Regions from separate parts of the Homo sapiens genome. Here region 1 is linked to region 2. Evidence: chromatin contacts called from ENCODE Hi-C data. All regions are on one chromosome and are shown on one strand. The core of a region is the stretch at or near the end of the contact, and the rest is flanking DNA. Distances in the headings are between cores, read along the strand shown. Region 1 overlaps GRB10 (growth factor receptor bound protein 10). Region 2 overlaps IKZF1 (IKAROS family zinc finger 1).

Evidence for each region. A loop is a pair of places that touch in the nucleus more often than their neighbours do. Pooled maps may share reads with other maps.
Region 1: a loop to region 2 is called in a pooled map, with 4 times the contacts of the local background. The contact joins two enhancer-like sites. A Hi-C loop is called at or near these places in 4 of 37 single-sample maps with no recorded cell type and 2 of 50 pooled maps.

The regions. Positions count from the first base shown.
Region 1 is chr7:50,591,446-50,595,605 of GRCh38, reverse strand. GRB10 (growth factor receptor bound protein 10) reads left to right here. Exons shown (of 19, transcript NM_001350814.2): 18 at 76-169; 19 at 2,508-4,160. The coding sequence ends at 2,654. Among named protein-coding and RNA genes, the nearest start is that of DDC, 28 kb to the right of the region's middle. Within about 2 kb of position 2,486, at least 2 of the 41 ENCODE cell types and tissues checked have a DNase peak (open chromatin) inside an H3K27ac peak, as active enhancers do.
Region 2 is chr7:50,354,518-50,358,146 of GRCh38, reverse strand. All of the region lies in intron 3 of IKZF1 (IKAROS family zinc finger 1), which reads right to left. Among named protein-coding and RNA genes, the nearest start is that of IKZF1, 52 kb to the right of the region's middle. Within about 2 kb of position 1,531, at least 9 of the 41 ENCODE cell types and tissues checked have a DNase peak (open chromatin) inside an H3K27ac peak, as active enhancers do.

The DNA.
Region 1 (4,160 bases), core at 1,237-3,736, 240 kb before region 2:
TGTAAGAGAGTGTGTGTGTGTGATTAGTTCCAGATTTTAAAATATTTTAGCAATCAACTATTTTCCCTTCCCCAGGCTTTTTCTCCTCCGTGACAGCCAGAGTAATCCAAAGGCATTTGTACTCACACTGTGTCATCACCAGAAAATTAAAAATTTCCAGATCTTACCTGTAAGTATTGATGTTCTCAGACCAGTCCTTGTGGTTTGTTTTCTGGTTTCATTCTTAATGCAATTTTCAAGTTATAAACCGACAAGACCGGTAAGTATCAGACAGTTTCAAGGCTGCAGTTAAGAAACTTTCAAGAATTTCTTTACAGGTTTGTCTTTTGAAATTAGAAAAACATTTCCCTGGAAATAATCCTGAAAGTGGTGATAGGGTGTTGAGGCCCCCCTTGAGCCTGTGAGCTCTTGGTTGCAGCAGAAAGGGTACTGATGGGGAGGATCAAGGTCGCAGGAAGGGGAGGTGGAGGAGAATTAGCTGAGGGCCCACAGCTGAAAGGGTACTGATGGGAAGGATCAAGGTCACAGGAAGGGGAGGTGGAGGAGAATTAGCTGAGGTCGCAGCAGCTGTGAGCACGTGGGTCTGGAAGGCAGGAGTTGTGCAGCAGGATTGCCTGTTGGCTGCTGGAGTCTGAGGAGTCTTGTAATTTGTCCTGGTGTACACCAGGGCTATCCAAGAAGCGTTAAGTGGCCTCCCAAAGAGTAATTTTGTTTCTCCTTCCACATGGTCCTTGGATCTAAAGACCATTCTCCCTTTGAACAATTCCAAAAACTTCATTACAGAATACATTAATCAACACTACTTTTTTTGACAAAGCACTTTATGTTTGATTCGCCTGATGTTTACCTCTCACTTCAGTATGCCACAGTTCAATTCTAGTTCATGATTAGAGTGCTAGATCAGCGCCTACAAGAATTCAGTTTAGTTGAGAATACAATACACAAAATTAATAGCAGCTGTTTACATGCTGAATTGATAAATTCTGCAGGTAATGATAATGTTTGTGAAATGCATCCTGTGGAACCCAAACTCTACCAAAAGAGGCTGGCTGGACAGTTTCCTCTCAGAGATTCAATCTGCATGTCAGCAAAGAAAAAGCTCTGAGAAGGCTTAAATTAACTAAACTCACCTGTTTTACACAGTTGAACCTGGAGTTCTTCAGGCTTATCTGACCCCCAGGACTTTGTTATGATCTCAAGAATCGTGTAGTGACTGGCAGCCATGGACCATACAGGATGAGGAGGGTGTCTTGCTTAGCTTTTGTGAGCCAGGGGAAGGCAGTGTGCCACGCACTGTCTTTTCTGTGGCTGCTTGCTTCCTGCTGTGTGCTGACATCCCCACCTTACTCGTGAGGAAAATGAGGCTCATGGCTGTCAGTGGCTTTTCCTGCACCGCACTGGGGTGAGGAACAGAATCTGGGGTTGAGCCCAGCCTTCCCAGCTTCCAGCCAACCTTATATGCAAATACAGGAATTACTGTCCTAGGGAAAGTGCTGCATAGACAATCCTTTTTGTTCTTCTACTGCATTATATTATTCACACAGTTATAATTCTTTTAGCTCAAAATATAAAATGAAAAGTGATTGACATTTTAGGCTGGATGAGTAAATTAAAAAAAAAAAAGAAAGAAAGGGGGCTTTCGTGGTAGGCAGAGTGTGTAATGCCCAAATCCTACAAGTAACAAAAGAACAGCAACTTGGGACTTAGGGCATTAGGTGTGCAGCCTCTGTGTGTGAAAACTGGCTGTGGGATGTGCTGTTAGCTCTAGCAATGGTTTTAGAGTTACGAAGTGGTTCCAAGCTCATTAATTAGCCAAGCCTTAAGGCTGACCTATTCCCTGTGAACAACACGACCTCCTTTCAGCAGTGTTTTGCACTGTACTACAGTCATCCAACTGAAAACTCACTGAGTTAAAATAGGTGTTAGGAATATGATTCTCTCTGGGAGATACTGTGGCATTCCCCTGCTTTAATAAAAATAACTGCCCCATATTCAGGGACCTAGGAACGGAATTTACCTGCGTGAGCTTATTAATCCCTCATAGCCACCCAACAGTTGCTTCATCATGGAGCAGAGTAAACCCCTGGGGCCTCAGGAGTTGGCTGAGGTCGTATAGTGAGGACCCAGGTTTGTGCAGTCTTCTCGGGGCATGCTGTGTGCAGTGGGTACTTACAAGTTAACTGGTAAATGTAATTCTCATGAGCTGGGTGAACTGGGGGCAACTTCGAGCCCTTCCCCTTGACCACCTTAGGGAGCAGGGGAGCTAGCTGTCCTCAGCAGCCTCCGCAGCCCACCCAAAGTCTGTCCCTCGCTCAGGGACATGGCAGCCCCCAGCACACATCCTCTGCTCCCGTCTTTCCCGCCCCTGGTGTTTTCTAGCCTACCTTGCCCTGTGTGTCCCTCTGGAATCAAATCATGGGCAGATGTAGCTGCTGCTGGCCGTGGGCCCCGTTCTGTTCCCTGAGGTGGCAGCCTCTAACCTGGCAAGTGTTCTTGTGTCTCTCCAGTGCGAGGACGACGGGCAGACGTTCTTCAGCCTAGATGACGGGAACACCAAATTCTCTGACCTGATCCAGCTGGTTGACTTTTACCAGCTGAACAAAGGAGTCCTGCCTTGCAAACTCAAGCACCACTGCATCCGAGTGGCCTTATGACCGCAGATGTCCTCTCGGCTGAAGACTGGAGGAAGTGAACACTGGAGTGAAGAAGCGGTCTGTGCGTTGGTGAAGAACACACATCGATTCTGCACCTGGGGACCCAGAGCGAGATGGGTTTGTTCGGTGCCAGCCGACCAAGATTGACTAGTTTGTTGGACTTAAACGACGATTTGCTGCTGTGAACCCAGCAGGGTCGCCTCCCTCTGCATCGGCCAAATTGGGGAGGGCATGGAAGATCCAGCGGAAAGTTGAAAATAAACTGGAATGATCATCTTGGCTTGGGCCGCTTAGGAACAAGAACCGGAGAGAAGTGATTGGAAATGAACTCTTGCCCTGGAATAATCTTGACAATTAAAACTGATATGTTTACTTTTTTTGTATTGATCACTTTTTTGCACTCCTTCTTTGTTTTCAATATTGTATTCAGCCTATTGTAGGAGGGGGATGTGGCGTTTCAACTCATATAATACAGAAAGAGTTTTGAATGGGCAGATTTCAAACTGAATATGGGTCCCCAAATGTTCCCAGAGGGTCCTCCACACCCTCTGCCGACTACCACGGTGTGGATTCAGCTCCCAAATGACAAACCCAGCCCTTCCCAGTATACTTGAAAAGCTTTCTTGTTAAAATAAAAGGTGTCACTGTGGTAGGCATTTGGCATATTTTGTGGACTCAGTCAAGCAACCACAGTCTGTTAATCATTTCTCTATGCTCAGATGTCAGATCCTCTTGTTATTAGTGTGTCTTGTTCTGCACAGTGCAGGAGACTTTATTCCTTTGGAAAATTCACTGTTCCACAAACAGCAGGCTGAATGGCCTCGCCTCTAGATTGACGTGGGCCAGCCTCCTTGAGACACACCTGGCACCCGTCATCGGCCAGCGGTGGATGCTGCATAATCCACCTGGGTACTTCAGCCTTGCGTTTCCACAGCCTTCAGCCTGTTCTAGAACGATCACTGCCTTACCCCTGCTGCTGCAGTGGTGTGAGTCGTTTCACGGCTGATGTCCCTCGGGGGATTAAAGGATCTAAAGAGAAAATGGCACCTGGTTGTCTTCGTGCTGTGTCTCATGGGTTTCCATAGTGATAAAGACAAGGAAACGCTGCAGGGGCCACAGGCACAGGCTGATATTTAAAGATCTTTGCTTGCAGCCCTCCGTCCTGCTGAAAACCCCCATAAGCCAGTGAACACAGAGCAGCTAGAGGCTCCTCCTCTGCTGGCTTAGGGTCAGAAGTACCTCACAGTGGTTGTGGACATGGAAGAGTTTTGTCAACACAACACTTTGTCCCCGCTCCGGGAGATGAGTCAGATGGTGGCTTGAGTTGTCACTTGGTCCCCTCCGCCCCTCGGGTGGCCCCCTTTGCCACGTCCCCTTAGCTTAGTGATCAGGTGTGAGAGTGGCCATTTCCTTACCTTTGATCCCTGTAAAGCAGAAAGGACTCCTTTGACAGGCGACAAACTACTGTGGTGAGCAGAATGATTTCCTTTTTCAAGACAACACCTG
Region 2 (3,629 bases), core at 282-2,781:
CGACTAATTTGGGTCACACACTCTTCCCATTTACAAATCGAACAACTAAGAGCGTGTAACATGTAAGTCAAGTCATTTACCTGGTTCCACAGCTGTTGCCATGTGACTCCAGGGGCTTGCAACCAGGTGAAGGTGCTATGCTATGTCCTTCCTAGACATTAACTTTGTTAACCCTTGAAGCAGCCCTGTGAGAAAAATATCACCCCCGCTTTACAAATGAGAGAAACTCCGACTCCAGATGGTCACCCGACCTGCCTAAGACCAGGTAAGACAGTAGAAAAGAAAAGTGGAGGCCAAATTCGAGGCACTCCAAAGCCCATTTCTTAACTCGTTGCCTCCCTCCCACTCCGTGTGTCCTGAGCTAACTTCTCCAAGTCTTCGCGTCCTAGCTGTTAATGAGTTTATGAAATGAGGCCCTCTGAATAGCCCACACTACACATCAGGGAGGACCATCTCCAACTTGGGCATTCCACAGATGTGTGTGCAAACCCCGAGGGAGTCTCCAGAGAAATTATAGAGGGAAAATCCAAGATCTGTCCAGGGATGTTGCAATTTATAAACAGCAGGAGGAAGATGCACCGAAACTCACGTGCCACGGTGCACAGCAGCCCTGGGTACTGGGAAGCAGCACATGTTCTTAGGAAGACTAAGCCATGCCAACTGGAGGGAGGGGTGGCAGGGGGGTTGTGAGAAGTCACAGAAGGGTGACATTCAAAATGAGAAGCAGGAAGAGGGAATCTCAACAAGTGGAGGTGGGGGGCTACAGCAGGGTCAGCAGTGGACTTGGCGGTGGGGGGGTGGTGGGGTGGTGGCTGGCTCAGAGAATCATGGGGACAGTCATGCCCAGGATGCAGGGCCTGGTTCCAGAGGCCTTGGAAGCTGAGATGAAGTCCCCAGGCAACAGGAACTGTGAGAGGTCCCTGCTTGTGGGGGTCCTGTGGTGGGAGGTGGTTTAAGGGAACTGGTCTGGGGTTGGGATGGAGATGCCTAGAAGAAGGAGTCGGTTATAACACTCCACAGGCAGAGAGAGAGAAGTGGGAGACCACCAGGGTGGGCTGGGGAAGTAGGAGGATCACAAGTGGAATCACACACCCATGGCCCTCCGAAGCCCGGTGAGTCGGCAGTCAGGGGTGCAGTCATCCTGCTCTCGGTTACTCTAGGTTTTAGAGCACCACCAGCCCAGCGACCACGAGACCCCAGCTTCCAGAAGACCGGACAGTCGGGCCTTCTGCCACCCCGTGATCTTCCGCCCTTCCCTCCATATCCAGAGACACCGTCCCACCCTGGTCTCCAGGAGGTAGGGCCCAAGCACAGCGATTGTGACACTGTGCTTGTGTGTCATCTTGTAACTGGGTTTCCACATCCTCCTGGCTATATTGTAAAAGCCCTAGAAGAGGAACAAGAGCAAATAATGAAATATAGGAATGCAGGAAAAGAGGAAGCCGCCGCGAGATACCAGCCCAACCGAAATACAAAGAATTATGGAGAAGTGACAGAAAGGGAAGTAAGAGTAAGGAATTGCATTGAGTAGCTTAGCAGAGTGCGTGCGCACACACACAGACAAAGCCATGCACACGCACAGACACACAGCCGTGCACACACAGACACACCCCACAGACACACATGTACACACAGACACACACAGAAACACAGGCACAAAGACACACTCACACACTCTCACAAATTCACACACACACAGCCTTTCTTGGGTCTAAATTAAACTGCTAGAAGAGTATGAGCTCATAGTTGTCAGCCTTGGAGGGACAGTAACAAGTTCACTCTATGGTCCAGATGGCTGAGAGAGATCATCCAAGTGCGCTGGCTCCAGACCATCTGTCCCCACAGGGTACTAGATCCAGAAGTTCCTGATAGTTCTAGAAGGCCATTCTGTTATTTTTCTTTTGTATTTAAAAAGCCAGAGTTAAAATATGGTAAAACTTCCTTACATTATAATCAAAAACTTAATTTTAGGGCTGAGACGCAAAGTGGACTAATGGAAAAGAAAACATAAATCTATCGGGGTAGATGCGTTTAGGGACCCCCACATCATTTTTTAAGCGAGGAAAACAGGCAAGGAGAGAAAAGCCTGAAACTGAGGGAAAATGAGAACAACACAGTGAATTAACCCATCTGTGGCATTTTCTGTTCGTGGAGATAACCAGTGGCAGAGCTCTGAGTCAAAGACATCCCCACTGAAGGAGCGTGGAAGTTGCTGAGAAAAAGTCCTTATCTAGCATTTTCACAGGCATGTGGCAGGAGGGGCAGGACAGCCGGGAGGCCTCCAGCCTGCTCTGCTCACTGTGGCCTCGGAGTTCACAGGGAACGCTGCCTCCCTAGGGCAGGTTTTTAAATGAATGCACCGCTTTCCCTCTTCCTTATTTTCCAAGAGAAACACTGGCTAGCCCCAGAACTCTCATTGTTCTTAGAGGAAACTGCTGAATATCTGTTGGAATTAAAATTTGACTGGGACTTTCTGAGGACTGTTTCTTTCCATTTATTTATTTATTTATTTATTTATTTATTTATTCGCAAGCTAACACATTAAACTTTGGAGTGAATTAAGAGAGACTGCAGATTCAGTAAAATTTGGACAAGAGCATTGGCCACAGCCTCTTAGCACGCAGCCCAGTGGGCACAGGGTTTCCAGTGGATGGTGTGGCCCTGCAGAGCGGGGCACACCTAGCCAGGACTCTCTTGTGCTCTCGCCTCCCATCCGGCGGCCAGGCCTCAAGGCGGGCGTTGGCCGGTACCCCAACCCATCCTTATACATGACACTGACTGCTCTCAACCCCTCAATAGCTCACTGATAATGATGACCACTCTGCAATCCAGCTGGCTAGGCAGGATCATCCGAGTGCACCCAGGACCATCTGCTCTCACAGGGTACTAAATCCAGAACTTCCTGATAGTTCTAGAAGGCCATTCACAGGTGCCCTTCCCCATGTGAATTTCCGCCTGTTGGGAAGCAGAGCTCACACATCTCAGTCATTTGCCTGCAGAATGGAGGAGGCTTCTCAAGATTTGCCTGATGGAGACTGAGGCCACTGGGGAGAGAGGCATGAGGCTGGTCATCTCCACCTTCCCCCAAGACCCAGGCCTGTCCCCCTCCTCACCTGAGGACTCTGCCTCAGAAGCTTCCTATGGGAATCTCCTGAACAGGTGTCACAAAAGGCATTGCCACGCATTATGTATTGTTCCTACCCAAAGTGACGTTTTTGACGCTGAAGCATAGTACTGATGCTGTCCAAATGCATCACTGAAATCCTACGCTTGAGTATCTTCCCTTCTAGATAAACTTCAGGGCATTCAACAAGCTGGAGGGGAGGTCTAAGTTTCTGCACTAACCACTCTCCATCCCCATCATGGGGAGACAGCCTGGTGACCACAGGGCCTGTAACCAACGGTATGGGTTGGTTACTTTAAAAATTCTTCACCAATACTAGGGAAAAGACAAGCAGAAATGCTAGAGAGGGTAATGGAAGACCCGTGACTCCAGGATTTTGGTGTTCTCTTTTTGGCAAGAGTATTTCTCATCTCTCAACCTTGACTTTTTGTTCTCTCTTAAAAAACAAAAACGTACAGTACAAAGACTGCTGCCCTGTCTTTCTGCCTTGTAGTATCTCCTGCCA